Linked DNA regions of Homo sapiens: region 1 is linked to region 2. Evidence: read pairs that join two places in POLR2A ChIA-PET (ENCODE). Cell type or tissue: PC-9. All regions are shown on one strand. Each heading gives the region's core, and the rest is flanking DNA. Links, peaks and the distances in the headings are about the cores only. Region 1 overlaps IRAK2 (interleukin 1 receptor associated kinase 2). Region 2 holds the start of BRK1 (BRICK1 subunit of SCAR/WAVE actin nucleating complex).

Region 1 (16,140 bases), core at 4,078-12,077, 82 kb before region 2:
CCCAAGCTCAAATCCCAGCTCCATCTGTATCTTGCTCTGTGACCTTGGGTGAGTTACTTAACCTCTCTGAGCCTCAATTTTTTCCATCAGCAAAAATGAAGGTAACAATAGTACCCCGAAGAGTAATTTTGAAGACTAAGATGTGAGTATTCCTGGCACATGGTTGATGTTTCCTTTATTTCAGTTTACAGAAGTAAGCACTGAGGAAATAAAACAGCTGAAGTGAGGTCCCACAGCTGGTCAGTGGCCGAGCTCAGCACTCTTGGTCTAATTCACAGCATAGATACTGGGGTTCCAGACTCCTGGGAAGTAGGATACAGGTTCATATAACCAAACCAGGGGTGTCCAATTTTTGACTTCCCTGGACCACACTGGAAGAAGAATTGTCTTGGGCCACACATAAAATACACTAATACTAATGATAGCTGATGAGCTTTAAAAAAAAAATTGCAAAAAAAACTCATAATGTTTTAAGAAACTTTACAAATTTGTGTTGGGCCACATTCAAAGCCATCCTGGGCTGCACACAACCATGGGCAAGTAAGACAAGCTTGCTTTAAACAGAATTCCAGAGACTGCATGTGTATATAAGCCTATAAAAAGAAGTTCTGTTTCCGTTTTTAATAACTTCTCTCTTTAAAACACATGTACGTAATTTTTTTTTTTTTTTTGAGACAGAGTCTCGTACTGTCACCCAGGCTGGAGTGCAGTGGTGTGATCTCGGCTCACTGCAAGCTCCGCCTCCCAGGTTCACGCCATTCTCCTTCCTCAGTCTCCCGAGCAGCTGGGACTACAGGCACCCACCACCCTGTCCGGCTAATTTTTTGTAATTTTTTTAGTAGAGATGAGGCCTCACCGTGTTAGCCAGGATGGTCTCCATCTCCTGACCTCGTGATCCGCCCGACTTGGCCTCCCAAAGTGCTGGGATTACAGGCACGAGCCACCGCGCCCGGCCTAAATTTCAATTTTTTTAAGTTACATATGCTCTTAACAGTTTTTGAAAATTAGTATCCATAACCCCATTATCCATTTAACTGCTATTAAAGTTAGTGTATTTCCGGCCAATTAGATATACTAGGATTTATTTAACAAAACTGGTATCATGCCACACACATAGTTTTGATTTCTTTTTGAGACAGGGTCTCACTTTGACACCAAGGCTGGAGTGCAATGGCATGATGTCAGCTCACCGCAGCCTCAACCTCCCAGGCTCAAGGGATCCTTTCATCTCAGCGCCCCCAAGTAGCTGGGACTACAGGTGTGTGCCACCACGCCTGGCTTATTTTTTAAACTTTTTTTTTTGGCGAGGCCAGGCACAGTGATTCACTGCTTGTAATCTCACCATATGTGGGAGGCCAAGGCAGGCGGATCCTCTGAGGCCAGGAGTTCAAGACCAGCCTGGGCAATATGGTGAAACCGTGTCTCTACTAAAAATACAAAAATTAGCCAGGCGTGGTGGCACACACCTATAATCCCGGATACTCAGGAGGCTGAGGCAGGAGAATCGCTTAAACTGGGGAACCAGAGGTTTCAGTGAGTCGAGACAGCCTGGGCAACAGAGGGAGACTTTGTCTCAAAAAAACTTTTTGGCCAGGCACGGTGGCTCATGCCTGTAATCCCAGCACTTTGGGATGCTGAGGTGGGCGGATCACATGAGGCCAGGAGTTCAAGACCAGCCTGGCCAACATGGCGAAACCCTGTCTCCACTAAAAATACAAAAAAAAATTAGCCAAACATGCTGGCATGTGCATGTAATCCCAGCTACTCAGGAGGCTGAGGCAGGAGAATAGCTTGAACCTGGGAGGCAGAGGTTACAGTGACCAAGATCGTGCCACTGCACTCCAGCCTGGGCAATGGAGCGAGACTCCTCAAAAAAAACACAAAAACAAAAAAAACTTTTTTGTAGACACAGGATCTCACACTGTTGCCCAGGTTGGTCTCAAAGTACTGGGCTCAAGTGAACCTCCCATACCAACCTCCCAAAGTGTTGGGTTTATCCTTCATGGAAGGTTGATCTATTTATTAATTTAGAGATGGGGCCTCCCTGTGTTGCCTAGGCTGGTCTCCAACTCCTGGGCTCAAGCGATCCTCCCACCTCAGCCTCCCAAATAGCCAGGACTACAGGCATGTGACACCACACCTGGGACATGGAAGAGCTTCATTAACCACACTCATGCAAAGCTGGCTTCTCCCCCAGGCACTGGATGCAAAGGGTCTAGGCTCACAACACTTTTAGGGGCCATCAGAACATTTTAATTTATTTTAAAATCAGAAGAAAATAAATGGACTTTTAGAGTCAAAGAAATGTCCTCATTTTTAATCCTGCTTGGATTTTATTTATCTTCGTACCAATATGGTCATACATTTTTGGAGACAGGGTCTCACTCTGTCACCCAGGGTGGAATGTGGTGGTAGGATCACAGCTCACTGCAACTTCTGCCTCCTGGGCTGAAGCCATCCTCCCGCCTCAGCCTCCCAAGTAGCTGAGACCACAGGTCGAAAATAAAATAAAATAATAAAAGAAAATAATGGCCGGGTGCAGTGGCTCATGCCTGTAATCCAAGCACTTTGGGAGGCGGAGGCAGGTGGATCACCTGACGTCAGGAGTTCGAGACCAAGCTGGCCAACATGGTGAGACCCCGTCTCTACTAAAAATACAAAAAATTAGCCGAGCATGGTGACATGCACCTGTAATCCCAGCTACTTGGGAGGCTGAGGCAGGAGAATCACTTGAACCCGGGAAGCGGAGGTTGCAGTGACCCGAGATCGTGCCACTGCACTCCAGCCTGGGTGGCAGAGCGAGACTCTGTCTCAAAAATAATAATAATAACAAATTAAAAAACAAGAAGTATATTCACTGAAGTGCCCTCCCTCCCTCTCCCCGCTATTATTGACCTCCTCTACTTACAGTCTTAGAAGCTTGGGGTAATTTGATGGCAATTTCCTTTCTCCTCTCCACCCTTAAACTGGTCTCAAGGGGTAGAGAAATTGCATTTTTGAGAGGGAACTACACGCTGGGAGACATGGCTTGGGGGCTGCAGCCGAGGGGTGGATTTACCTTTGAATCAGACGAAGTGGGGAGGTCGCTTCTCAAGGAATGAGGGGCATCTTCTTCAGGAGGCTGGAGAAAGGCCGGCTGGTGGGCTCTGGCTGGAGAGGACCCTGGAAAGGAGGGACTATGGGTCAGGATGCAGCCTCGGGGAGGAAGACAGGAGGGATCCTGGTCTAGTCCTCAGACTATGCCAGTCTCCTGTTCACTCCCCAAACACTTGTTGCTGCCAATTCCTGACACCCACCATGTGCCAACCAACACACTCCTCAAGCATCACCTCAGGATAAGCCTCTGACTCCCCTACAACCTGGGGCCTGTTTATCATCCCAGTTGGCAAGTGGAGACACGGAGACACCGGAGGTAGACGCAGTGCTCAGGACCACCCAGCCAGTAGATGGTAGAGCCGAAATTCAGACGGAAATCTGTTTGACTTCTAGGCCCTGCACTATCTCACCTCCTACTCAAAGAGCAGAAAAAGACACAGAGGTGAACTAGCTACCAAGCCTGCCTTCCAGAAACCTCCACCAGGGCAGGGATGCAGTAACTATCCTCCGAGGATACATCCCACGGGAGAGCGAGGTCAGAGGCAGGAGAGACCATAACAGGCTGGGAGATGAGGAGGGTTCACAGAGGAAGTGGCACCTGACCTGGGCTTGAAATATGGAGAAACGTTTTCAACAAGCAGATATGGGGCAGTGGAACCAGCCCATGCAGAGGTGGGGCAGTAGAAGGGCCCGGGGCTGGAGTAAGTTAACATCTAGGTACATGAGTTAGCAAACATCATGCCAGGCACTGTTCTAAATACTTCACATCTGTAATACCAGCACTTTGGGAGGCTGAGGCAGGAGGATTGCTTCAGCCCAGGAGTTTGAGATCAGCTTGGGCAACATGACAAGATCCCGTTTCTACAAAAGATTTTTTTTCTTTTTTTTTTTTGAGATGGAGTCTCCCTCTGTTGCCCAGGCTGGAGTGCAGTGGCACAATCTCGGCTCACTGCAAGCTCCGCCTCCCGGGTTCACACCATTCTCCTGCCTCAGCCTCCCGAGTAGCTGGGACTACAGGCGCCCGCCACCACACCCAGCTAATTTTTTGTATTTTTAGTAGAGATGGGGTTTCACTGTGTTAGCCAGGATGGTCTCGATCTCCTGAACTCGTGATCTGCCCACCTTGGCTTCCCAAAGTGCTGGGATTACAGGCATGAGCCACTGCGCTCAGTCCTACAAAAGATTTTTTTTTAATAGCCAGGTATGGTGGTGTACACCTGTGGTCCCCTCTACTTGGGAGGATGAGGATCACTTGTGCCCAGGAGGTCAAGGCTATATTGAGCCATGATCACACCACTGCACTCTAGCCTAGGAGGCAGAATGAGACCCTGTCTCAAAAAAAATCCTTCCCGTGCGTTAACTCATCTAATCCTCATGCCAATCAGGAAATAAGGTACCACTGCACCATTTTCATTGCCTCTTTGCAGATGGTGAAATGAGGCATGGAGAAGTTAAGTCACTTTTCCAAGGGCCTTGGCCTTTGGCCAAGGCCTGCTTCTGTGCGGACCAGCCACCATGGCCCACCTCACCCACAGTCTGTGCCTGCGCCCACCGAGGAGCCCCCCTACCAGACGGCCTCATTAGTCTTCAGATTAATCTTCACATGGGGCACACAGTCATCAGTGGTTCCAGTGTCTATGTTCTTTTTTTTTTTTTTTTTTTGGAAACAGAGTCTCACTCTGTCACCCAGGCTGGAGTGCAGTGGCACAATCTCAGCTCACTGCAAACTCCCCCTCCCAGGTTCAAGCGATTCTCCTGCCTCAGCCTACGAAGTAGCTGGGACTATAGGCGTGCGCCATGATGCCGGCTAATTTTTGTATTTTTATTAGAGATGGGGTTTCACCATGTTGGCCAGGCTGGTTTTGAACTCCTGACCTCAAGTGATCCACTTGCCTCGGCCTCCCAAAGTGCTGGGATTATAGGCGTGAGCCACCATGCTTGGCCATGTCTATGCCCCAATCCCTTAGTGAGTGAACAAGATTCACAAGACGGAATGTTTGACAAGTAGTTTAGGGTCACTTAAACGTGAGGTTAAAGAGGGTGAAATTTCTTCACTAGGCCCCATGTGAAGATTAATCTGAAGACTAATGAGGCCATCTGGTAGGGGGGCTCCTCGGTGGGCGCAGGCACAGACCGTGGGTGAGGTGAGCCATGGTGGCTGGTCCGCACAGAAGCAGGCCTTGGCCAAAGGCCAGAGGCTTCAAACATCATCATCTGGAAATACCTAGGAAGCCCCATGGCAAGGACAGCTTCTGAGTAACTGGGGACCTGACCCTTCCAAAGGAAACTGGACTTGACCCCAAGATTACTGGATAAATCTACCTGCTTCAGGTATTTGTGGCTTACAACATCAGGAAAGGAATGACTCATCTGGAACTTTGGCTATTAAAAAATTTATTTTGGCCTGGGCACAGTGGCTCAGGCTTGTAATCCCAGCACTTTGGGAGGCCGAGGCAGGTGGATCACCTGAGGTTAAGAGTTTAAGACCATGAGCCAAGATTGTGCCACTGCACTCCAGCCTGGGTGACAGAGTGAGACTCCACTTCAAAACAAACAAACAAAAAAACAAACAAAAAGAGTTTAAGACCAGCCTGGCCAACATGGTAAAACCCCATCTCTACAAAAATACAAAAATTAGCCTGGCATGATGGCGAGTGCCTGTAATCCCAGCTACTTGGGAGGCTAAGGCAGGAGAATTGCTTGAACCAGGGAGGCAAAGGTTGCCGTGAGCTGAGCTGTGCCACTGCACTCCAGCCTGGGGGACAGAGCGAGACTGTATCAAAAAAAAAAAATTTGTTTTGGCCAGCACAGTGGCTCACACCTGTAATCCCAGCGCTTTGGGAGGCTGAGGCAGGTGGATCACCTGAGGTCAGGAGTTCGAGACCAGTCTGGTCAACATGGTGAAACCCTGTCTCTACTAAAAATACAAAAATTAGCCGGGCATGGTGGCACATGCCTGTAGGCCCAGCTACTCAGGAGGCTGAGGCACAAGAATCGCTTAAACCTGGGAGGCAGAGGTTGCAGTGAGCCAAGATCATACCACTGCACTCCAACCTGGGCAACAGAGCGAGACTCAGTCTCAAAAAACAAAAAACAAAAAATTTTATTTCACGAGACTGAAAGTAAAATCAGCCTGGCTAAACAATTAACCCACACAGATAGCTGATAACATGAAATCACCTGAGACAAGGTCTGGAGCCTGTCAAGGGGCTGCCCTCAGCCTCATTCCTGGGATCTTTGCCCTGCTGCTGTGTGAATCTAGCAGCCAGGAGAATGCGAGCTGGAGACCCCCAGCTGCTGGGAGCCTGGCTATCTGCGGGCCTGGCTGTGGCTGGCTCCAATCAATCCCTGCATCTGCATCCGGACCATGCTTCCCAGGGGCTGTTCCCCAGGCACTGTGTGCAGAGGGTACACTAGGCAGATAGGACTGTGATGGCCAACGGACACCCTGGAGAGTCTGCCTTAGACCGAAGGCAGGCCAGCAAGTGCCCACCCAGCCTTCCTCGGAAATGGCGCACCATGGTCCCAAGGCTCTCCCAGCCTTGCCCAGCTCCCTCTGCATTTTCTTGCAAGTATTTGTCCTAATGAAATCCTATCTTGTTGATGAAATCCTATCCTGTCTTGGTATCTGCCTCTCACCAAGGACCTGGACTAATGGAGGCCTCTGCTGGCCAGCACAGGGCCCCCGTCCTGCAGAAAGGCTGCTCTGTGATGGCCACTTCCACCCTTGCCCTGCCTTCTCTTGGCCTCAGCTCAGTACCCTTGGCCCGCATCCCTCAGACTGCAGTTATGTTCATCCGGTCTCCAAGTTTTTGGCCATGTCTGTGCCACCTCACTATGAGTCACCTGACGGTTTTCTTTCAACCAACTTTAATTCCAGTGTTATGTATTCAGCCTTGTGTTAAACAGTAATATCCATGAAGTCCCTAGTTCTTCTACACATGATCTATATTTGTGCTAACACCCAGGTTCTGTGTACCACTGCAGGTGTGGGCCCCACACTGGGAACCGCTGCTCCAGACTAACTTGAGTTCCATCCTGCTGCCAGGCCTGGCCACAGGGCAGGGCTGTCTCTGCACACAGGGTCCTTCTGTGCCCAGTAAATCTGAGGTCAGAGCTTGCCTCACACAAGTCATGAGTTTCCTATCTGACTTAATGCCTGGGGTTTGCTCAGGAGGCTCCCCCAGGCCTCTCAGTTTGGGGGAATCCCTGAGGCCTGCTCCTGCGACACATGAGGGCTATTAGTTGGGTTTATTTATCCCTGTGGTCTTGGGGAAAAGAAATGGACTCTGGTCTGGAAAATCAGACAGGACCCACCAGCCATTACTCTCCATCTCTCCCTACCCAGCCCTCCCCTCCTCTGGGGTCTAATCGGATTGGCTCCTCGTGCCTAGGGTAGTTATCTGTGGTAGGAGAAACTCACAACCATAATCTTTAAAGGCCCCCACTGTATGTCCAAGGGCAGAGAGAGGAGAATGAGAAGGAATTCTCCAGCTATCAAGGATATGAAAATCTCCCTGGATTCCATACAAACTAATCAGAAGTTGGCCATGGGTGGATCATTACTGAAGCCAGCTGATGGGGACATGGAGGGTCATTATGCTCTTGGCTTTTGTATGTTTGTAATTTTTTCATATAAAAATGTTTTAAAATAATGGCTAAGGGAGGGGAGGGAGATGGGGCAGGAGAGTAGATGAACAAGATGGGATACTTGTTGGGTGATAGTGATAGATGGGGCTTGGGGCTTCTACATAATCTTGTTTCCAAGAGTGAGGCACAGCTAATCAGAGGTCAGATCAAGTGCCAGGACTTAGCTAAAAAACAAACCATTTCCTATGGAAATGCTTCCAGAAGCTTTCTTTTTCTTGCTTTTCTTTTTTGCTCTGTTTTGTTTGTTTTTGTTTTTGAAACAGAGTCTTTCTCTGTCACCCAAGCTGGAGTGCAGTGGCGTGATCTCGGCTCACTGCAACCTCCGCCTCCCAGGTTCAAGCAATTCTCCTGCCTCAGCCTCCCAAGTAGCTGGGATTACAGGCGCCTGAGACCATGCCTAGCTAATTTTTATATTTTTAGTAGAGATGAGGTTTCACCATGTTGACCAGGCTGGTCTCGAACTCCTGACCTGAGGTGATCCGACTGCCTTGGCCTTTTTGTTGCTATTCTACTGAGGCTAATATGCCTGCTTTCTCAAGCAAAATGCACCACCTCTGGTCCTGCCGAGCTGTGTCATTGCAGGTACAAGAATTGCAGAAGCAGCGGCACTGTATCTGACATGGGGTCTTCTATGTCCTGCCCTGATGCTGGCAGCGGGTCTACCCCCAGCTGCCCCATCTCCTTTATTAGTATCAAACAGAATTTGGCTCAAGCGCTGGCTCCAGCACTACTCAAGATCTGACCTCAGATGAGCTGTGCCTCACTTATCTGAGCTTTCTCAAATGTAAAAAGAGCAATAATGGTCTGTTTCTTGTCCAGGTAAAAAGAGCTGATGTTTATAGAGCACAAAGGTCAGGCTGTGACACATGCAGTACTTGGTATTTTACCAAGGCTGGTGAAACTATGTGTAGAGTAAGTAAACAGATTCTGACTGATAGCCCAGTGGCCTCTCCTACAGCTAAGGCTTTGTAACAGTTATTTCAGCTGCTCAAAACCCTTTCATCTGAATTCTAGCTTCGAGACTGCTTTGCCGAGGTGCTCATAGCCTATCCATGGCTCCTCTGCTCACATATTTTCCTCCTCAGCCAGGCGCGGTGGCTCATGCCTGTAATCCCAGCACTTTGAGAGGCCGAGGCAGGTGGTCAAGAGATCAAGACCATCCTGGTCAACATGGTGAAACCCCGTCTCTACTAAAAATACAAAAAATTAGCTGGGCGTGGTGGCGCGCACCTGTAGTGCCAGCTACTCGGGAGGCTGAGGCAGGAGGATCACTTGAACCCAGGAGGCAGAGGCTGCAGTGAGCCGAGATCGCGCCACTGCACTCCAGCCTAGTGATAGAGCGAGACTCTGTCTCAAAAAACAAAACAAACAAACATATTTTCCTCCTCCATGTCTCTTCCCACTTCCTTCCCACCTACTGCAAGGGGGAGCCAGGGTATCACAGGGATCAAGATGTGGGCTCAGTATACTTCACTCCTACCAAAATCCTTTAAGATAATTGATGAGTTTGAACTCTGGGGCTCAGTGGAACCTTGGGGTTTTCCCGAAAGAAGACAAGCTTTGGGTGGTTTGATGAAATGAATGATTTCTTATTTTCAATTTAGGCAAAGATAGACAATCAACTTCCTGTCTCTGCCTGCAAATTGTAGTTATCATCTTGACCTGCCTGGGCACATTTGCTCCAAGTGCCATCAAGAAAGCAAATAGGGGCTGGGTGCAGTGGCTCACGCCTGTAATCCCAGCACTTTGGGAGGCCAAGGCAGGTGGATTGCTTGAGCCCAGGAGTTCAAGACCAGCCTGTGCAACACAGCGAAACCCCATCTTTACAAAAAATACAAAAATCAGTCAGACGTGGTGGTGCGTGCCTATAGTCCCAGCTACTCAGGAGGCTGAGGCAGCAGGATCGCTTGAACCCGGGAGGCAAAGGTTGCAATGAGCCGAGATTGTGCCACTGCACTCTAGCCTGGGTGACAGAGATTCCATCCCACTGCCAAAAAAAGAAAGTAAGTAAATAGGGCTCTGTGCAGTGGCTCATGCCTGTAATCCCAACACTTTGGGAGGCCAAGGTGGGAGAATCGCTTGATCCCAGGAGTTCGAGACCAGCCTGGGCAACATAATGAGATCCCATCTTTACAAAAATAAAAAATTAGCCGGCCGTAGTGATGTACACCTGTAGTCCCAGCTACTTGAGAGGCTGAAGTGGGAGGATTGCTTCAGCCAGGGAAGTTGAGGCTGCAGTGAGCTATGACCGTGCCACCGTCACCTAGCCTGGGCAACAGAGCAAGGCCTATCTCAAAAAAAAAAAAAAAAAAAAAGGAAAGAAAGTAAACAGCAAAGGCTGACAGAGACATGTGATGTTTATTTTACTTTTATTTTTATGTTGAGACAGAGTCTCACTCTGTCACCCAGGCTGGAATGCAGTGGCACGATCTCAGCTCACTGCAACCTCCGCCTCCTGGGTTTGAGTGATTCTCCTGCCTCAGCCTCTCGCGTAGCTGGGACTACATGTACCCGCCACCACGCCCGGCCAATTTTTTGTATTTTTAATAGAGACAGGGTTTCACCGTGTTAGCCAGGATGGTATTGATCTCCTGACCTCGTGATCCACCCGCCTCAGCCTCCCAAAGTGCTAGGATTACAGGCATGAGCTACCACGCCCGGCTGGCTGTGATGTTTATCTTTACAGTAACCTAGATAAAGAATACCAGAAGGAACTGCTATGCCTATTACCTCTTCCATCCTGACCAGCACGCCCCTACAATTTCCCTATTTTGTTATAATTTTCCCTTTGGTCAGGACCATTTCCCCTTATCTTTCATTGCTGATCAAAAGTCTACACTTAAAAATACATATATTTAGCTACAGGAAATAATCCAGACTCCTTGGCCTAGAATTAACTTTCTAGATTCAACCTATCTGGAGTGTCTGGAATGTTCATAATATCAGATAACATTTAATGAGCACCTCCATGGTGCAACACTCAGGTGCAGGATTTCTTACCACAACGTGATGAAATAGGGTCTATTATTCTCCTCATTTTACAAATGAGTAAACTGAGGTACAAACGCTAAGTCATTCTACAAAACAGCAGCACTAGGATTCAAATATGAGTCTGTCTAATACAAAAGCCCACAAAACATGTTCCTTTCAGCTGATGCCGCCCCTGGCTTCAGAAACGGCAACAGTGAACTGAGATTACATGGATTTGGGGTCTCTGGCTCACCACTCAGGAGGCCGCAGGAGACAGGAGGTGAGGCAGGGCTCCAGGGGTGAGGCGGTGAGAATGGAGATTGGGCTGAGCAGCAGCTCCCCTAGGGAGGTCATCTGCTGGCTGAGCCATTCTGTCATTTGGAAACTGTCCCTGAGCCCTTGCCTGGGCACAGGCGACGGAGACAAATCTGAAGTGGTCCAAAAGGATTTGGGATAGCAGTGAGTATGATGCTTAGGGATGTGAGTGTTCAAATCACACAGCTCAGACATTACTTCCTATTTGTGTGACCTTAAGCAAGCTGCTCTCCCTCTCTGGGCTTCAGCAGACTGTGACTGATGGAGGGGAGGAAAGTGGTGGGCAGGAAGCACCCCTCAATTCCCCACTGCATGGCTGCGAGGGCCGGGGCCTATGGAGAATGGACAGAGAAATGGTCAGACATCCGGTCCAGAGCCTGCACGCAGGGCCAACCTGTGCTGGGGACACGGGAGACCACTGGTGAAAACAGGGACCCGGCAGTACATGACCTCAGCCAGGTTGGTTAACCTCGCTGTGCTTTAGTTTTCTCATCCATGAAATGGGCATAATCACAATACCTAATTCATAGTTAGTTGAAGATTAAATGAGTCAATATCTTTGAAGTACAGTACTTGGAATAGTGTCTGGCACTAGAAAGCCTCCAATTACCGAGCTATTTCTTTTCTGCTCACAAAAATGGTAACAGATGTTATATACATTTTGTTACCTGATTTTTTCTACTTTTCTACCTCCCGATATTGTCAGTATGTTTCCATGTACATATGCACGTCTACATCACTGTTGATAGTACTTTGTTGTGACTGTCTGACATTAATTTTATTATCCCCCATTGTTGTTGCCAGATTTTTTGCTTTCTTTAGGAAGAGTCTCGCTCTGTCACCCAGGCTGGAGTGCAGTGGTGTGATCATAGCTCACCACAGCCTTGCACTCCTGGGCTCGAGCAATCCCCCTACCTCAGCCTCCTGAATAGCTGGGACTACCAGGTGCATGCCACCATGCCTGGATGATTTTTTTAAAATTTTTTGTAGAGAAAAGGTCTCACCAGGTTGCCTAGGCTGGTCTCAAACTCCTGGGCTCAAGCCATCCTCCCGCCTCAGCCTCACGGAGCTGGGATTATAGGCATGGGCCACCATGCTCAGCCTCAATTTTTTGCTCTTATATGCTAAGCTGAATGTCCTTATAGATATATCTTCATTTCCTTAAATAAAAGTGCTTTAAGTAAAAAAGTTAAATTTAAAATACCTGGGCCTGGAAAGGTGGCCATCCTCACAGGCTGCCCCTCTTCCTGTTCATCCTCAGCCTTTCTTACAGAAGCTGCCAAAGGCTTTTCTGGCTTCACAGAGTCAGGGAAGGCTGGAATGGGACACCTGATTTCAGGAGCCGGTTTCCCTGAAAACAAGGTGGAAAGAAAGTTATTACTATTCCATGAAGTGGGGTAGCCATTGAGAGACTGGTTCTGGAAGTCAGAGACCTGGGTTCTAATTCTGGCTCTGCCACAAATGCATGGTGTTGCAGGGCGGGAGGGTCTTTCCCTTTCTGGCCCCGGCCTCCCCATCTGTAAAATGCGGTAGACCAGGCGCGGTGGCTCACACCTGTAATCCCAGCACTTTGGGAGGCCGAGGTGGGTGGACTGCCTGAGGTCAGGAGTTCGAGACCAGCCTGGCCAACATGGTGAAACCCCATCTCTACTAAAAATACAAAAATTAGTTGGGCATGGTGGCACACGGCTGTAGTCTCAGCTACTTGGGAGGCTGAGGCAGGAGAATCACTTGAACCGGGGAGGCGGAGCTTGCAGTGAGCCAAGATCGCACCACTACACTCCAGCCTGAGCGACAGAGCAAGACTCTGTCTCAAAAAAAAAAAAAAAAAAAAAGAGCAGTGGCTGAACATGGCAGTCCTGGTGAAGGTGGAGCTCTGACGTGCTAAGTCACATACACCTGCTTCCACCCAACCAGCTGTGTGACCTCCAACAAGTCACCTTCCTCCTCTCGGTCTCCCTTCCCTCACCTATAAAACGGAGGTGATAATGGCGTCCGTTTGCCTCCCGCTGGGGTGTCATGTGGGAAAGGAGAGTAGAGATGGGAATGGGCGCTGTAGACTGCACATTTCCCTGAACACGTGAGCGGGTCAAAGACACCATCCCTCTAAGCTCCCACTCCAGCCCCTAGGGATCAAAGTTCTGGCTGTCCTACAACCTCCCTTTCACGCAGTGGAGACAAACGCATCCTTCCCACTTGATGGATGAGAATCCTAAAACAGCAGCCATGGCCACTGAGGACGGGCTGTACCAGGCCCAGGCCCAGCTGCACAGACATGAATCCTCACAACATCTCTGCTTCTCATCCCTGTTCAGAGATGAGGAAACTGAGGCCTGAGCAGGTTAAATGACTTGCTAAGATCACATGCCAAAGGCACGCAGGACTGGCCGAAGAACTCCCCTGCCTTCTCGAGGGTAATCATTTCCTTTTTACATCAACTTGGGAAACCCCAAAGGTGCTTCGAGGGTGTGTCAACCTCAGCTTCCAGCCAGCTTCTCAGAGCTGCTCTGTGAAACAGCTTCCTCTCCCCTCCTCCACTGGGCCCTGATCTTATCCCTTCTGGCTGGGCCCTGCCGCCAGCTCAGGCAGCCTCCACACCCTTGCCAGGCTACTTCTTACCAAAGTATACATCTGGCCTCGTCACTTCCCTGCTTGAAGCCTTTATGGGGCTCCCCATTGCCTAGATAATGTCCACACTCCTTAGCCTGAATCTTTCTGTCTCCCCATTGCCTCCCAGATAAAACCTGATGCTATAGCCCTGCATTCAAGTCCCTCATTCTCTGGTGGTTTGGGATAGACTCATGTTTGAGAATGACAAAAACTGGGGCACTGAAGTCCCAGGAAGGGCTGCTGACTCGCTTGATGTCACACAGAGCATGACATAAAGCATGACACAGGGGATGTCACAACAGATGTCCCAGGTAGGGCTGGGACAAAACATCTCCAGCAACATTTCTTTGAACTGGTCAACTGTGCCTCTCTAAACAAAACCAATTGTTACCCTGGGACCTCACTTTTCAAACCCAAGCTTTTGAACTAAAATAATAGGACCTAAATTTGCATAGCACCACACTGGTATGGCACCGTGCATATTTATTTAATTTTCACAACAATCTCTGGTAGTTCATAGGTTTATCTGCATTTTATTTTTGAGTATATTGAGGCTCAGATAAGTGAAATGACTTGTGTCAAGTAAAACAGCCAACAACAGTCAAACCTGGGACTGGTTTCACTGTCTCCCACCCAGCTAGGGCAGAACTATTGAAACACCACTGCCATCACTGCCACCACCAGCCCCAATTCCCCCAGGGGCAGACGCCCCAATCCCCAGACAAACAGGAACAAAGGGGTGATCACTGACTTCCCCAGGGTGGGAGGAGTTGGGGAGACATCGGGAATGCACAAAAATAACAACAAGGCTGAATGTCGGGGGGTGATGAGTGGCTTCGTCCTTGTGTTTTCTTTACTGTCACTGACATTTTAAATAAATTTTCGTTTTGTTTTGTTTTGTTTTGTTTTTTGAGACGGAGTCTCGCTCTGTCGCCCAGGCTGGAGTGCAGTGGTGTGATCTTGGCTCACTGCAAGCTCCGATTCTCGGGCTCACGCCATTCTCCTGCCTCAGCCTCCCGTGTAGCTGGGACTACAGGCGCCCACCAGCACGCCCGGCTAATTTTTTCTATTTTTAGTAGAGACAGGGTTTCACTGTGTTAGCCAGGATGGTCTCGATCTCCTGACGTCATGATCCGCCCTCCTCAGCCTCCCAAAGTGCTGGGATTACAGGCGTGAGCCACTGCGCCCGGCCTGAGTGGCTTCTTCCTTGTGTTTTCTTTACTGTCACTGATATTTTAAATAATTTTTTTTTTTTTTTGAGACGGAGTCTCACTCTGTCGCCCAGGCTAGAGTGCAGTGGCACAATCTCGGCTCACTACAAGCTCCGCCTCCCAGGTTCACGCCATTCTTCTGCCTCAGCCTCCCGAGTAGCTGGGACTATAGGCGCCCACCACCACACCCGGCTAATTTTTTGTATTTTTAGTAGAGACAGGGTTTCAGCGTGTTAGCCAGGATGGTCTCGATCTCCTGACCTCATGATCCGCCCTCTTCAGCCTCCCAAAGTGCTGGGATTACAGGTGTGAGCCACCATGCCCGGCCCTCCTTTGGACAACTTTTATGAAGACTAATGGAGACACTGCTTAGCTCAAAATATGGGACCTTTATTTCTGTGGTGGTTATAGTCTTAAAATATTGGTTATCTCTTAAATAGTCCACATATTGAGGATAAGAAGAGTAGGATGAGAGTCTTTTAGTTTTCTTTTTCTTTTTCTTTTTTTTTTTTTTGAGACAGAGTCTTACTCTGTTGCCCAGGCTAGAGTACAGTGGAGGAATCTCGGCTCACTGCAACCTCTGCCTCCTGGATTCAAGCGATTCTCCTGCCTCAGCCTCCTGAGTAGCTGGGATTACAGGTTTGCAACACCACATCCAGCTAATTTTTTTTTTCTGTATTTTTAGTAGAGATGGGGTTTCACCATGTTGGCCAGGCTGGTCTTGAACTCCTGACCTCAAGTGATCAACCTGCCTCGGCCTCCCAAAGTGCTGGGATTACAGACATGAGCCACCGCGCCTGGCCTGTTTTATATTGTGGGGTTTTTTTCTTTGTGATTTATTCATATCATAGAATTTTTCAACAAAATCATTATGCATTATTTACACAGTAAAGTATACTTCTTTTAAAAAAAATCAGTTAGCAAGCTAGCTAAAGTAATGACGAGAACTGAGTCTTCCAAGCTAGTGTGAGTAGCGTTTGCCCTGGGGACCCCTCTGGCTCCAGTGAGCAGACGATGAATCAGCCCTTCATGAGATTCAGATCCACCTCACTTCTGTTTTTCACCAACGAATGTCCACGTTGTGTATTGATACGTTCAATTCAAGCACCCTCCCCACAACCCTGGAGATCTCAAGTCAGGAAGCTGAGGCTCAGCGGGGAACAAGACCTGCCCAAGGGAAACAGGGAGGCAGGCAGCACTGAGGCAGGAAGGCGGGGTCTCCTCCCAGAACCACTGACGTAAGGGCACCCAGAGAACATGCACTTCTCTCCCAACCTGGGCTCCACGG
Region 2 (16,140 bases), core at 2,601-10,600:
CCTGTAGTCCCAGCTACTTGGAAGGCTGAGGCAGGAGAATCACTTGAACCCGGGAGGCGGAGGTTGCAGTGAGCCGCAATTGTGCCACAGCACTCCAGCCTGGCAGCAGAGCAAGGCTCTGTCTCAAAAAAAAAAAAAAAAAAGCTAACTAAAAAAATAGAAAAATTAAAAAAAAAAAATAAAGACGGGTCTCATTATGTTGCTGAGGCTTGTGCTGACCTCCTAGGCTCAAGCTGTCCTCCCACCTCAGCCTCCTGAGTAACTGGGATTACAGGCGCACACCACCACACCTAGCAGTATGGTACTATTAAGGGCACTAACTCGTTTAGAGCATATTATTTTAATAACAATAAATTAAGATTTTTTTTTTTTTGAGATGGAGTTTTGCTCTTGTTGCCCAGTCTGGAGTGCAGTGGTGCGATCTTGGCTCACTGCAAACTCTGCCTCCTGTGTTCAAGTGATTCTCCTACCTCAGCCCCTTAAGCAGCTGGGATTACAGGCAGGCACCACCATGCCTGGCTAATTTTTCTTGTATTTTTAGTAGAGATGGGTTTTCACCATGTTGGTCAGGCTGGTATCAAACTCCTGACCTCAAGTGATCCACCTGCCTCAGCCTCCCAAAATGCTGGGATTACAGGCATGAGCCACTGTGCCCAGCCAATTAATATCTAGAAGCCAATAAAAAACGTACTGAGCATTTTCACATGTAATGTCATAAAAAGAAGAGCTTTTTCTGCCTAGTATACCATCACTTTTGCCACTATTACTATATCATGCTGGTCCTTGCATATAGCAGGAACTCAATGCTTTTTTTTTAAGCACCTGTCTGCTATTAAATCCATGTGTCTTTTAAACTGACGGCACCAGATAACCTAAAACTTGAACTTTAGAACTACTTCTTTTTTTTTGAGACAGTCTCGCTTTGTCGCCCAGCAGGCTGGAGTGCGGTGGCGTGATCTCGGCTCACTGCAATCTCTGCAGGTTCAAGCAATTCTCTTACCTCAGCCTCCTGAGTGGCTGGGATTACAGGTGCCTGCGACCATACCCAGCTAATTTTTGTATTTTTAGTAGAGACCGGGTTTCGCCATGTTGGCCAGGCTGGTCTTGAACTCCTGACCTCAAGTGATCCACCCAGCCAAAGTGATGGGATTACAGGCATGAGCCACTGCACCTGGCCAAAGATGTTCGTTTCTATTCTAGGATGCACATGCTAAATCAGAGATAAATCCATATCAAGATCAAATCCAGAGCTGAAGCACAGTGTCAGCATGGTAGGATTGGGAGGAACTGAGAAGAGGAAAAGGGCAATACTAAATGAAAAAGTCAAGTCCAGGAGAACTTTCAGGGGGAAATTTGGCTTGAGGTAGACTTTTTTTTTTTTTTGAGATGGAGTCTCACTCTGTCGCCCAGGCTGGAGTGCAGTGGCGCGATCTCAGCTCACTGCAAGCTCCGCCTCCCGGGTTCAGGCCATTCTCCTGCCTCAGCCTCCCGAGTAGCTGGGACTACAGGTGCCCACCACCACTCCCAGCTAATTTTTTTTGTATCTTTTTTTAGTAGAGCTGGGGTTTCACCGTGTTAGCCAGGATGGTCTCGATCTCCTGACCTTGTGATCCACCCGCCTCAGCCTCCCAAAGTGCTGGGATTACAGGCCTGAGCCACTGAACCCGGCTATCTGCTTTTCAAAGAGTAGACACTTAGCTTGTGCCTTATAAAACTAATAATCTTCCTTGGATTGTGGCTAAATTGTGTGAATGCTGGTATTTCAAAAGACTGTAAGCATCATGTCTGATTCAATGCTGTATGTTTTATTGGAGTTTAACATGCCTACATAGTAAATACTTGGTAAATGTGCTGAATGACCAAATGATTCCCAAGATGAGCTAGTCAGCTGAAAGTCCAAACATGGGGACTTGGGCTGGTAAGCCACCTAGGCTTTGAATCAAACAGCTACATCTGAAAGTTTTATGTTAGAATAATAACGCCATGTATTACATTTCTGTGCAATAAGTGAACCCATCTCTAGCTCCTCTCCCCACCATAATCACAGCAGTCAGATAAAAAGTTGAGGAGTTTATTAGGGAAATATGAGAGGCATAGACACTCCAAGTGACAGAAAGAAAAGTCTGAAAATGTCCCTTCAAGCCAAGTGGGGGCCTGGCCTTGACCTCTCCAAATCAACAAGAAACTGGTGGGTTAGCAACAACATTCTCTGGCAGCCACATTGCCAGGGCATGAGTGTCTTGACCAGGACTGCCCCGCACTTCCCACCAAAGGTGGGGAGGAGACAAAGACTGTTCACAGAAGCAGTGCAAAGGCAATGAGAACTTTAAGGAAAGTTTGAGAGAGAGAGAAAGAAAGATAGAGGTGAGGAGGACCTTCACAAAGAGTCCCAGGCTTTTGGCTGTGAATGTCTCAAATACATTGACAAGTAGATGTATAAAATGTTACTGAAAAGGTAAAATGCCTAACGTCGTTTCCAACGGTTCCTCTGAACTTCTTCCCACATACCACACCACACCCCAGATGGCAGAGCCCAAAGGCCACACTTTTGAAAAAAGAAAAACAAGAATAAGCCCTGTTGCTCTTTAAGGAGAAAGGAAGGAGCTGAAGGCTGCTGGGGCCTTTCCCATGTGGCCTGTGTTGTGTAAAGCAACTTCCCAGCAGCAGCACGGCACTGTTCTAGGTGAGTGTCTCACCTTTTGTCACCTGTGAAAGGAAAGGAAAACTGACATTTAGATAAATTAAAAAAGATTAGAGGGGTCTAAAAAAAAATCTTTAGATCCTAGGCAGTGAGAAATAGCAGAAAAGAAGATAGCTGTGAAGTCACAGAAACATGGTTCAAATCCAGGCAACATGCTTAACTTTTCTCTTCTTTTGTTTTTTTGAGATGGAGTCTCACTCTGCCACCCAGGCTGGAGTGCAGTGGTGTGATCTCGGCTCACTGCAACCTCCACCTCCCAGGTTCAAGTAATTCTCCTGCCTCAGCCTCCCGAGTAGCTGGGACAACAGGTGTGAGCCACCATGCCTGGCTAATTTTTGTATTTTTAGTAGAGATGGGGTTTCACCATGTTGGCCAGGCTGGACTCGAACTCCTGACCTCAAGTGATCCACCTGTCTTGGCCTCCCAAAGTGCTGGGATTACAGGCGTGAGCCACCATGTCCGGCCAGTGCTTAAGTTTCCTAAGACTGTTTCTGCTTTCAGGTTTTTTTCAGCAATAAGTGGAAATGTGCATTCTCTCTGGAATGCCCTTGCCCATCAAACTCACCCGAGCTTCAATGTACTCTATTCTCCGTTCAAGGGCTGTCAATTTCTCGTTTAGTGTTGCAAGTCTTGAACGACAAGACATATCTGAGAAAAAGAGACTGGTGTTCAGGATTAATGTCACTCCAAACACAGACACAGACACACACAACACCTACAATGAAAAAGAGGAATAATACACAGAATACAAATGGAAATGGATACAGTGCTAAGATCCACTCATAGCACAGTTGCTTAGAGTGGATCTGCTGAACTTCCTATCAAGTGTTGCAAGTAGAGAATAACGGCCCCACAAAAACGTCCTTTCCTGCAGGGCACGGTGGCTCATGCCTGTAATCCTAGCACTTTGGGAGGACTAGGCGGGTGGATCACCTGAGGTCAAGAGTTCGGGACCAGCCTGGCCAACATCATGAAACCCTGTCTCTTACTAAAAATACAAAAATTAGCCAGGCATGATGGCACATGCCTGTAATCCCAGCTACTTAAGAGGCTGAGGCAGGAAAATCACTTGAACCGGGGGGGGCAAAGGTTGCAGTGAGCCAAGATCTCGCCACTTCACTCCAGCCTGGGTCAAACAGCAAAACTCTGTCTCAAAAAAAAGTCCTTTCTCTAATCCCTGGATCCTGTGAATATGGATTATACATGAGGAAACAGGGCTTTGCAGGTATGATTAAGGTTAAGAACCTTGAGATCCTAGAGTTTGTCTTGGATTGTCCATTTGGGCCCAATCTAATCATAGTCCACAAATGTAGGTGAGAAAGGCATAGGAAGGGGGTCAGAGATGAAATGGAAGAAGAAAAAGAGATTCCAAGTGTGAAGGGGATGCAATCTGCCATTGTTGGCTTTGAAAGTGGAAGAAGGGAGCCATGAACCAAGGGATGTAAGTGACCTTTAGAAGCTGGGAACAACTCTCAGCTCACAGCCAGCAACAAAACAGAGATCTCAGTCCTACAACCACGAGAAACTGAATTCTGCCAACAACCCAATATTCGAGGAACTAGACCCTCTCCTAGAGCCTCCAGAAAGGAAGGCAGTCCTGCTGAAACCCTGATTGGAGCCCAGGCCAGGAGCAGTGACTCATGCCTGTAATCCTAATACTTCAGAAGGCCAAGGTGTGAAGACTGCTGGCCAAGGTGTGAAGATTGCTAGCCCAGTGACCAGTGTTTGATTTATGACCTACACATGGTAAATAATAAATGTATGTGGTTTAAGCCACAAAATGTGTGGTAATTTGTTTTTTTGGTTTTTTTTTTTGAGATGGAGTCTCACTCTGTTTCCAGGCTGGAGTGCAGTGACGCAATCTTGGCTCACTGCCACCTCTGCCTCCCGGGTTCAAGCGATTCTCCTGCCTCAGCCTCCTAGGTAGCTGGGACTACAGGTGTGCGCCACCATGCCCAGCTAATTTTTTTTTTTTGTATTTTTAGTAGAGACGGGGTTTCACCATGTTGGCCAGGATTGTCTCAATCTCTTGTCCTCGTGATCCGCCCGCCTTGGCCTCCCAAAGTGCTGAGATTACAAGTGTGAGCCACTGTGCCCAGCCTGTGTGGTAATATGTTATGCCAGGAATAGCAAATGAATACACCAAGGCTGTACAGCCATTTACTAATGGCCTAACTAAGACTTTCAAGAGAGGGGACATGGCAAGAATAAGAAAATAATCTCAACAGGAAAGAAACGAGGCTGGGCGTGATGGCTCACGCCTGTAATCCCAGCACTTTGGGAAGCCAAGGTGGGCAGATCAACTGAGGTCAGAAGTTTGAGACCAGCCTGGCTAACATGGTGAAACCCCATCTCTACTAAAAATACAAAATTAGCTGGGTGTGGTGGCGGGTGCCTCTAGTCCCAGCTACTCGGGAGGCTGAGGCAGGAGAATCACTTGAACCTGGGAGGCGGAGGTTGCAGTGAGCTGGGATTGCACCACTGCACTGCAGCCTGGGTGACAGAGTGAGACTCCATCTCAAAAAAAAAAAAAAAAAAAAAGGCCAGGCACGGTGGCTCAGGCCTGTAATCCCAGCACTTTGTGAGGCCAAGGCAGTGGATCACGAGGTCAGGAGATGGAGACCATCCTGGCTAACACAATGAAACCCCGTCTCTATTAAAAATACAAAAAATTAGCCGGGTGTGGTGGCGGGCGCCTGTAATTCCAGCTATTCGGGAGGCTGAGGCAGAGAACTGCTTGAACCCGGGAGATGGAGGTAGCAGTGAGCCGAGATTGCACCACTGCACTCCAGCCTGGGAAACAGAGTGAGACTCCGTCTCAAAAAAAAAAAAAAAGGAAAGAAAGTAGAGGCCAAGAAAGCAGCAGAAATTATGGGGAGGGAAGGTGTGAGAGTTCTGAGCTCATTAAAGCCATGTCACTACTGTTGCTCCTAGAGGCAAAGGCCTTTCAGAACTAGAGAAAAGTTGGAGAGCATCAAATACCCGATAAAGCCCACATTCCATCTGTGAAAACAGCCAAAATTATTCTTCTTCCTCTAGCTTTTCCAATCTTCTTTTACCATCTCATTCAAAATGAAACCAGATTTAATTTAAAACAACTTTTTCTCTGCAAACTTCTGTAACAGGAACTATTCTTTTTCCAACTATTCTCAACATATGAGAGAAAAGGTATCTTAGCATGGTCATTATCTTCTACTCTCTCCTCCAACATTGTTGTTCAGTCATCTCTCAATAAACTTCAGTTTTCAAGTCTGAAATATTCGCTGAGACTCTCCCACGCAATGATTTAACACTTAGCTAACAAGTTTCCTTTTCATCTATTCCCTGGCTGTTTTGCAAAAGCGCTTCAGCATCCATTTTGACAAATCTTCCTACACCCTGATCTTGCCTCAACTTTCATCTTATTATGTCCAAATCTTACTCATCTTGCCTGCCTATCTCCTTCAAGGCTAAGTTCAAATTCTATCTCTGAGAGGTCTTGCCAGATGGACATAATAATTCTTCCTCTTCTGTATTTATCTAAACATTTACGGATGAATTTTTTTTTTTAAAAGAGACATGGTCTTGCTCTGTCACCCAGGCTAGAGTTCAGTGTTGCAATCATAGCTTACTGCACCCTCCAACTCCTAGGTTCAAGTGATCCTTCCACCTCAGCCTCCCGAGTAGCTGCAATTACTACTCAGTAGGTGGATGCCACTGTGCCTGGCTAATTTTTTTGTTTTTTGTTTTGGTAGATATGGGGGTCTCACTTTGTTGCCCAGGCTGATCTCAAACTCCTGAACTCAAGCAATCCACCTGCCTTGGCCTCTCAAAGTCCTAGGATTACAGGCGTGAGGCACCGTGCCAGCCTCTGAATTTCTAATTTGTAAGTTATTCATGTACTTGGTCTTTGGTTATGACTTCCCTCTTTGGATAAAGATTTTACAAATAAGAATGTGCATCACTACTATTTAAGATGGTGAAAAAGCAACAAAACCAAATGCCCATGATTGGAATGGTTTGATATAGCGTATTAATGAGACTATTAAAATAGCCATTGAAAGTTACAAGTGGCCAGGCGCGGTGGCTCATGCCTGTAATTCCAGCACTTTGGGAGGCCGAGGCGGGCGGATCACCTGAGGTCGGAGTTCAAGACAAACCTGACCAACATGGAGAAACCCCATACCTACTAAAAATACAAAAAAAAAAGAAATCCTGTCTCTACTAAAAATACAAAATTAGCTAAGCATGGTGGCGCACACCTGTAATCCCAGCTACTCTGGAGGCTGAGGCAGGAGAATGGTTTAAACCCAGGAGGCGGAGGTTGCAGAGAGTCAAGACTGCACCACTGCACTCCAGCCTGGGCAACAGAGCGAGACTCCATCTCAAAAAAAAAAAAAAAAAAAAAAAAAGTGGCCGGGTGCAGAGGCTCACGCCTGTAATCCCAGCACTTTGGGAAGCCGAGGTGGGTGGATCACCTGAGGCAGTGAGCCGAGATTGCACCATTGCACTCCAGCCTGGACAACAAGAGTGAAACTCTGTCTTAAAAAAAAAAAAAGTTTGAGGAATATTTAATGAAATAGGAAAATATTCATGTTACGAAACCAAATGATATTTATGTACTTGTAATTTACAATTTATTTACATGTCTGTTTCACCGTTAGAACAAGTTAATCAAAAGAAGTACATATTGCCTCTTGTAACCTTAGCATCTTGCCTGGTACATAGATGTTGACTGAAAAAAAAAAGATGGATTCTGGTATATTAGTGGAACAAAAGATTGACTCTAGTGTAACTCTATTCACCTTACAAGTGGGAAAACTGAGGTCTAGGTAAGCTGAGGGCCCATGTTGGGTCACTGGTATTCTTTCCCATACTGTGTGCATCCCAATGCACACTACTATCATCTTTCTGTGCCTCCGGGGCTATAATTTATACCCCAGGTCTCCAGCCCAACTCTGCCACTTTCCATTCTTTCACCTGCTTAAAGTATACAATTCAGTGGTTTTTAGTATACTTACAGAGTTGTGCAATAATTATAATCTACTTTTAGAATATTTTCATCATCCCCAAAAGATACCTTATACCTCTTAGTCCTGTCACTCCCCATTCTGTCACCCCTCAGTCCCTGGGAACCACTAATCTTTGTCTCTATGGATTTGCCATTTCTGGACATTCTTCATTCTTTTTACGCTTGTGCTGCTTGAATTCCCAGGTCTAGCTTAAGTATGATCACTTCAGCATCCCCCTTTTCCTGGATGTACTGCCACTTTCTGTCGGAACTGCCCAACAGGACCAAGCCTCTTTTCAGTCTGGTTTTTGGAAGTCTGAAAGCACGTTATGTATGCTACTGAGTAAGAGCATGAATATTATCTCTGACAACCTGCCATTTCCCATGAAGACATACGAAAATTATTGGGGGAGGTAGGAGAGAGGGAAGTTTCCTTCCTGGGTGGCTATTCTGTTCTAGCTGTCAATCTGGTAATGAATTAGAATTCAAGAACAATACTATGCTCCTGGCCTACATGGATAAACACTGTTGAGAAATAGAAAATGTTCAACTGCAGAAACCTTGGTCATATTTCAAATCCTAATAAGTATACGCTGGTTCAAATAAAAAACACTGAGAAAGCATTCAGCAGCTGGATAAATCTGAAACCAGAGCACAAGTATGTGTACATTATCACCAGCCTTTAACTGAAAATACCAGTTCTCGTTAGGAAACAAATGCTGTTATCAGACAGCTCCTTCTCTGAACTTAATGCATATAACTTCAGCATTACAAAAATCAATACTGTCAGGCCGGGCACGGTGGTTCACACCTGTAATCCCAGCACTTTGGGAGGCTGAGGTGGGCAGATCACTTGAGGTCAGGAGTTTGAGACCAGCCTGGCTAACATGGCAAAACCCCATCTCTACTACTAATACAAAAAGTAGCTGGGCATGGTTGTGTGTGCCTGTAATCCCAGCTATTTGGGAGGCTGAGGCAGGAGAATCAGTTGAACCCAAGAGGCAGAGGTTGCAGTGAGTCAAGATTGCACCACTGTACTCAAGCCTGGGCAACACAGCAAGACTCCATCTTAAAAAAAAAAAAAGAATTAGCCAGGCGTGGTGGCGCATGCCTGTAGTCCCAGCTACTCAGGAGGCTGAGGCAGAAGAATCGCTTGAACCCGGGAGGCGGAGGTTGCAGTGAGCCGAGATTGCACCACTGCACTCCAGCCTGGGCGACAGAATGAGACTCTGTCTCAAAAAAAAAACAAAAACTGTCTTTCTTTTGGAATGTTTTTGTAGTTAAGTCTTACTTTTCCAGCAAAATTCTGAATGTCTTAGGAGTGGGTATCATACCCATTTATTCATATTTATTCCTTTCTCACAGCATCTGACACACACCAGGCATGCTACATTTGTTGGCTCAGTACAAAAACCAAGATTTTAAAAAAACAGCCACATTCTCTATTTTGTCTTTATACTTCTCTGCATATATTACCTTTAGAACCAGAAAAAAATAGCATAAGAATAAAAAGCGATAATCTCTAACCATCTATTTTTAGAAACTTCACCAATTCCAAAGTGCAAAATAGGCCTAGTGTTATGATATTTTTGCTACATTACGATTTGTATGTCCTCAAGTTCACGTGGGAGACTGTGACTCTACTCTCACCAGCAGGAATCACAAGGTAAATGCTTTTCAGAAAGTCATTCACTATCTTAGAACAACAGTTCTCTCTCCAAAATACATGGCCCATGCAGATTCTCTGTGGTCAGGGTAAGGACTACAGAATTGCTAACATATTTGAAGAACTTCAGATGCTCCCTCAAAGTAAATTCTTTTTCTTTGAGAGAGAGTCTCACTCTGTCACCCAGGCTGGAGTACAGTGGCACGATCTTGGCTCACTGCAACCTTTGCCTCCAGGGTTCAAGTGATTCTCATGCCTCAGCCTCCCAGGTAGCTTGGAATTACAGGCATGAGACACCATGCCTGGCTAATTTTTGTATTTTTTATAGAGATGGGGTTTCGCCATATTGGCCAGGCTGGTCTCAAACTCCTGAGCTCAAGTGATTCACCTGCCTCGGCCTCCCAAAGTGCTGGGATTATAGGCATGAGCCACTGTGCCTGGCCTCAAAGTAAATTCTTTTTTTTTTTTTTTTTTGAGATGGAGTCTTGCTCTTTCGCCCAGGCAGGAGTGCAGTGGCGCGAGTGCAGAGCTTGCAGTGAGCCGAGATCGCACCACTGCACTCCAGGCAACAGAACAAGACTCCGTCTCAAAAAAACAAACAAAACAAACAAACAAAAAAAACCATTAGGAAAAGGAAATATATTTACTATTCATTAAATGGCAGTGGATCATCATAAAGGTCTTCATCCTCATTGTCTTCCTGCTGAGTAGGCTGAGGAAGAAGGGGAAGAAGAGAGGTTGGTTTTGCTACCTCATGGGTGGCAGAGGTGGAAGGGGAGGCAGGAGAGGTAGGCATACTGTATAACTTTTATCGCAATAAATCCACTTATGGCCAGGCACAGTGGCTCATGCCTGTAATCCCAGCACTTTGGGAGGTTGAACAGAGGTGGATCACTTGAGGCCAGGAGTTCAAGAGCAGCATGGCCAACATGGCGAATCCTGTCTCTACTAAAAATACAAATATTAGCCGGGCATGGTGGCACACACCTGTAGTCCCAGCTACTCAGGAAGCTAAGCCAAGAAAATCACTTGAACCTGGGAGATGGAGGTTGCAGTGAGCCGAGATCATGCCACTGCACTTCAGCCTAGGTGACAGAATGAAAATCTGTCTCAAAAAAAAAAATCTACCTGTAAATGGATCCATGCACTTCAAACATGTATTGTTCAAGGGACAATTGTACAAGCCTACTAATGGCTTAGGATGGGAAAAAAACATCCCATACATAGTCATCCTGACTCATTCAATACCAAGACAACATACTCAAGTCTATCCTTATAATTTAATTTATCCAGTTTCGCAGCCGGTGGGGTCTTTTTCTAAACTCTTGCATTGTGATAGTGTCAATCTTTTTTTTTTTTTTTTTTGGAGACAGAGTCTCGTCTTTTGCCCAAGCTGCAGTGCAGTGGCACGATCCCTGCTCACTGCAACCTCTGCCTCCCCGGTTCAAGCAATTCTCCTGCCTCAGCCTCCTGAGTAGCTGGGATTACAGGTGTGCAACACCATGCCCAGCTAATTTTGTATTTTTAGTAGAGACAGGGTTTCACCATGTTAGCCAGGCTGATCTCAAACTCGACCTCAGGTGATCTGCTCGCCTCAGCCTCCCCAAGTGCTGGGATTACAGGCATGAGCCACCATGCCAATCTTTAAGAACTTGCCTCAGGTACACCTAACTGCTAAGTCAAATTCCTTTGACTGTTAATCCTGCATTATAATTCTCTTCTTACTTAGTTGTATTTAATTGTTATTTTCTCTAAATTCACTTTCTAAAATCTTTAAAAACCACCTAGTAATTACTCCAAACATTTGGCCATTATCATCACTTTAAGGGAGGATAATGATCTAAGCTAAGGGAAGTCATTTCTTTTGGCTCCAAAAGACTGGACTTCTGTATGTCTAATTCCTTAGTTTAGAATTTTTGGGGGCAGGGCACAGTGGCTCAGGCCTGTAATCCCAGCACTTTGGGAGGCCGAAGCGGGTGGATCACTTGAGCTCAGGAGTTTGAGACCAGCCTGGGCAAGATGGCCAAAACCTGCCTCTATTTTTAAAAGCACAAAAATCAGCCAGGTGTGGTGGTGCACACCTGTAATCCTAGCTACTCAGGAGGCGGGGGCATGAGAATCATTTGAATCCAGGAGGAAGAGGTTGCAGTGAGCTGAGATCACGCCACTGCACTCCAGCCTGGGCTAGAGTGAGACCCTGTCTCAAAAAAAAAAAAAAAAAAAAGAATTTGTTGAAAAGCCCAAATAAAGTCTTTACTCTCTATCTGATCATAAAATGTGACTCTTACAAATTAGACATAAAAATATCCAAGCTGATATCTCCTTGCCTATAAAGCAAGAAAAGGGACATTTCTCCTTTGCAAATCCTAAGCTTAGGCTTTTCAATTTTCAGTCAGTCGCCTAGGCTGGAGTGCAGTGGCATGAACATGGCTCACTGCCTTCAGGGCTCAAGTGATCCTCCTGTCTCAGCCTCCCGAGTAGCTGGGACAACAGGTGTGCATGACCATGCCCAACTAATTTTTTTGTTGTCGTTGTTTTGTAGAGATAGGATCTGGTCATGTTGCTCAGGCTGGTCTTGAACTCCTGGGCTCAAGCAATCCTCCCACCTTGGCCTCCCAAAGTGCTGGGATTACAGACATAAGCCATTGAACTCAGCCACGATTATAGTCCTAAACACCCTGTATGAAAATACTTTAATACAAAAATGATGCTCTTCTTTGTCCTGAAGTTGTCATTATTTCATCTTCAAGATTAGAACTTCTTTGAATGTAGGAAGTGGTTCTTATTCTGTGTCTCCCACTATGCCTTAAGAGAGGGCCTCATATGGAGCTCTAGCATCTCTCGCTGATGCTTTCTGACAATCTCTTGCTCTGTCACCTTTGTACTCCTAAGGCCATCAGTCCTTTAGTTAGAGAATCATTCATTTAAAAATCTTTCCAAAGTACACTAGTCCCTATATCCTGTAATTACACAAGAAAGTCTAACCAGTGCCAAGTTCTGTTAAACACTTGGAGAAGAAGGGGTAGGAATCTCGATTGCTTTGCTTGCTGTTCATAAGGAAGAATTTAAGGCTGTCACAAGCAGGCCATGCCTAGGAAAGATTCTGGTAAAGATATCTTTCTGCTGAAGGCACCCGACCTGTGTTAGCTCTGAGGAATGGGCTAGAAGCAGACAGAACACCTACCATAAGCTATATATACTAGCAATACAGAGAGGACTTCCAAGGTCCTACAAGATCCTGGCATCCCTCTGACCTCATCTCCCACCACTCTCACCGCAGCAGACACAGGAAACAGGAAGGAATGGACAAGACGGGAGTGGTTGACAACGGGTCCAACTAAAAGGCACGACGCTAGAGGGTATCGACCAGATCCTGAAGATGGGGAACGGTCAACAGTCTTGAAACAGAGGAGTGACACGGTCCCGGATGCTCACTTTGAGTGCAAAGTGGGGACCGGAATGGATGCAGAGTACAAAGGAGGCAGGGAGACCACTTAGGAGAAGAACCACGGAGCGAGGATGGGGCTGCCTGACGCGTCTAGGAGAAGGACTTGTAGAATGGATCCAGAGGGATGGCAGGAAGCCATGAGCTCAGCGTAGGGCAGGATAACCCTACAGAGACTGTCTACGGGAGCCTGAGGGTCAGGGCGGGAGGGAGAAGGTGGGACCTGAAGGAGGAAGTGAAAACCCGCAACAGCCGAAGGCTGCGGGAGTCCTCTCAAAGCATCTCCCCGGCGCCCCAGCCCAACCACCTCAGCGGCCTCCCTCCTCCCCGCCTCCCCTTGCTGGCCCGCTGACCGAACGAGTTGAGAAAGTCTGCGATTTTCTTGATGCTGCTGGTGATTATCTCAATGTACTCCCGGTTAGCCCAGTCCTGGTGAATCTCCCGCTGCACCGGATCCTCCTGTCCCGCCATGGCCGCCGCCTGAGGAAGAGCGACTGCGCAGGCGCCCCGACCCTACAGGCCTCTAGTGCGCCTGCGCTGCCAGGCCACACCCATCCTCTTGAGCACCCACGAATTCTCGGGCACTATGATAGGCCTGTGCAACGTCACGTCCTCGCCGGCGTTTGCTCTCTACTCCCACGCTATAGAACACAGAAGCCTGGACGCCGGCGGCGAGGTTGTAGTGCACGCGCGTTATGGTCGTTACACGGCGCGTGGGGTCTTGCCGTCTCCCTCAACTGCTCCAGGCTCAGGTTGCGCACTCAGTGTCCGCAGTGAGATGGGCACAGTCGATTAAATCACATTAAATACAAGTCTTTTTTTTTTTTAGACGGAGTCTAAAAAATAATATGGTCATAAATAGCTGGGCACACTGCAAACTGGAACAGTCCCTTTCAGAAGGAAATTTGTGTTTTTGTGTTGTTTTTTGAGACAAGGTTTTTTCTTGTTTTTTGTTTTTTTGAGACGGAGTCTTGCTCTGTCGCCCAGGCTGGAGTGCAGTGGTGTGATCTCGGCTCACTGCAACCTCCGCCTCCCAGGTTCAAGCTATTCTCCTGCCTCAACCTCCCGAGTAGCTGGAATTACAGGCGCACACCACCACGCCCGGCTAATTTTTTTGTATTTTTAGTTGAGATGGTGTTTCACCATGTTGGCCAGACTGGTCTCGAACTCCTGACTTCAGGCAATCCGCCCGCCTCGGCCTCCCAAAGTGCTGGGATTACAGGTGTGAGCCACCTCGCCCAGCCTGAGACAAGGTCTTACTGTCGCCCAGGCTGGAATGCAATGGCATGATCATGGCTCACTGCAGCCTCGAACTCCTGGGCTTGAACTCCTGGGCTCAAGCTATCCTCCAGCCTCAGCCTCTGGTGTAGTTGGGACTACAGGCTCACGTCACCACGCCTGGCTAATTTGTGTATTTTTTGTAGACACGGGGTTTCACCATGTTGGCCAGGCTGGTCTCGAACTGACAGGTGATCTACCCACCTCGGCCTCCCAAAGTGCTGGGATTATACGCATGAGCCACCATGCCCGGCCTATTATGCAGTCATTTAAATGCTAATTATGAACACAAGCAACATGAAAACACATACAATAAATTGAGGGGAAAAACAAAATACCCTCCCTCCCTCCCTTCCTTCCTTCCTTTTCTTACTTTTTTTTTTTAAGACAGAGTTTCTCTGTTAATGCCCAGACTGGAGTGCAATGGCACGATCTTGGCTCACTGTGACCTCTGCCTCCCGGGTTCAAGTGATTCTCCTGCCTCAGCCTCCCAAGTAGCTGGGATTACAGGTGCCCGCTACCACACCTGGCTATTTTTTGTATTTTTTAGTAGAGACGGGGTTTCAGCATGTTGGTCAGGCTGGTCTCCAACTCCTGACCTCAAGTGATCTGCCCACCTCGGCCTCCCAAAGTGCTGGGATTACAGACATGAGCCACCCTGCCTGGCCCACATTTTTCTTTAATTGCAACTATGGAAAAATGTATGTTTGAGGACAAGAAGGATCTACAAAAAAAGTCACTATCTGCTTTGCTAAGGTAGTGGAATATGAACAACTTTATTCTCATTTCAGGGAATACTTACAATCTGGCATGCAGTAAATGCTCTTTTTTTTGAGACAGTCTTGTTCTGTTGCTCTGGCTGGAGTGCAGTGGCTCGATCTCGGCTCACTGCAACCTCTGCCTCCCGGGTTCAAGCAATTCTGCCTCAGCTTCTCAGGTAGCTGGGACTACAGGCGCACACCACCACACACAGCTAATTTTTTTTTTTTTTTACCAGAGATGGGGTTTCACCATGTTGGTCAGGCTGGTCTCAAACTCCTGACCTCAGATGATCTACCTGCCTCAGCCTCCCAAAGTGTTGGGATTACAGGTGTGAGCCACTGTGCCCGGCCAGTAAATGCTTTTTATTAAAAAGAAAAAATGTGGCTCAGTGGCTGGGTGTGTGGCTCACATCTGTTAATCCCAGCACTTTGGGAGCCTAAGGCGGGCGTATTGCTTGGGGCCAGGAGTTCGAGACCAGCCTGGCCAACACAGTGAAACCCTGTCTCTGCAAAAAATAGAAAAATTAGGCATGGTGGCATGTGCCTGTAATCCCAGCTACTTGGGAGGCTGAAGTGGGAGGATCACCTGAGCCGAGGGAGGTCAAGGCTGTAGTGAGCAGTGATTGCACTCTTGCACTCAAGCCTGGGTGACAGAGTGAGACCCTGTCTCAAAAAAAAAAAAAAAAAAAGTGGCTGAAGAGTCAGATTACTACCAGTATTAGCATTAACTGGGAAGAAACCATTACTAACAGTTATTTACCCCAGTAGAGAATTTTATAACCTATAAAGATGCTTTTATAGCTATTACCTTACTGGACCCTCACAAACCCTGTGGAAGGAAGCCAGGAAGAAGTTTCTCATTTGAAAATAAAAAATCAGAAATCTGATGTTCAAGGTAACAAAGCCGATTAAAAGGTAGACCCTAACCAGCTGATTCCAGACTTCATTATCTCTTCACTATACCGCTCTGAAAACAGGTTAAAGTCTGTCTGAGCTCTCCTATGAATACATGTAAATGATTTTTTTTTTCCAGACGGAGTTTCGCTCTTGTTGCCCAGGCTGGAGTGCAATGGCGCCATCTTGGCTCACCGCAACCTCCGCCTCCCGGGTTCAGGCGATTCTCCTGCCTCAGCCTCACGAGTAGCTGGGATTACAGGCATGTGCCAGCACGCCTGGCTAATTTTTTTTTTGTATTTTTATTAGAGATGGGGTTTCTCCATGTTGGTCAGGCTAGTCTTGAACTCCCGACCTCAGGTGATCCACCTTCGTCGGCCTCCCAAAGTGCTGGGATTACAGGCA

What was found. Peaks named below come from ENCODE experiments on the same cell type or tissue, not always from the same donor. Only the 100,000 strongest peaks of a DNase experiment are listed, where the experiment ranks them.
Region 1: POLR2A ChIA-PET joins it to region 2 with 13 read pairs; 16 of 35 experiments call an interaction of 5 or more read pairs at or near these places.

Annotation. Positions count from the first base shown.
Region 1 is chr3:10,196,611-10,212,750 of GRCh38, reverse strand. IRAK2 (interleukin 1 receptor associated kinase 2) reads right to left here. Exons shown (of 13, transcript NM_001570.4): 3 at 12,236-12,382; 4 at 3,059-3,162. Among named protein-coding and RNA genes, the nearest start is that of IRAK2, 40 kb to the right of the region's middle. RefSeq lists an enhancer at 15,732-16,026. In PC-9, for the core only: no CTCF peak of the experiment used is centred there; DNase peaks (open chromatin) are centred at 5,420, 6,920 and 8,660; H3K27ac peaks cover 7,298 bases.
Region 2 is chr3:10,112,835-10,128,974 of GRCh38, reverse strand. BRK1 (BRICK1 subunit of SCAR/WAVE actin nucleating complex) reads right to left here and starts at 13,300. Exons shown (of 3, transcript NM_018462.5): 1 at 13,156-13,300; 2 at 3,267-3,349; 3 at 1,785-2,706. The coding sequence starts at 13,273. The coding sequence ends at 2,680. RefSeq lists enhancers at 12,703-12,752, 13,203-13,492. In PC-9, for the core only: no CTCF peak of the experiment used is centred there; no DNase peak of the experiment used is centred there.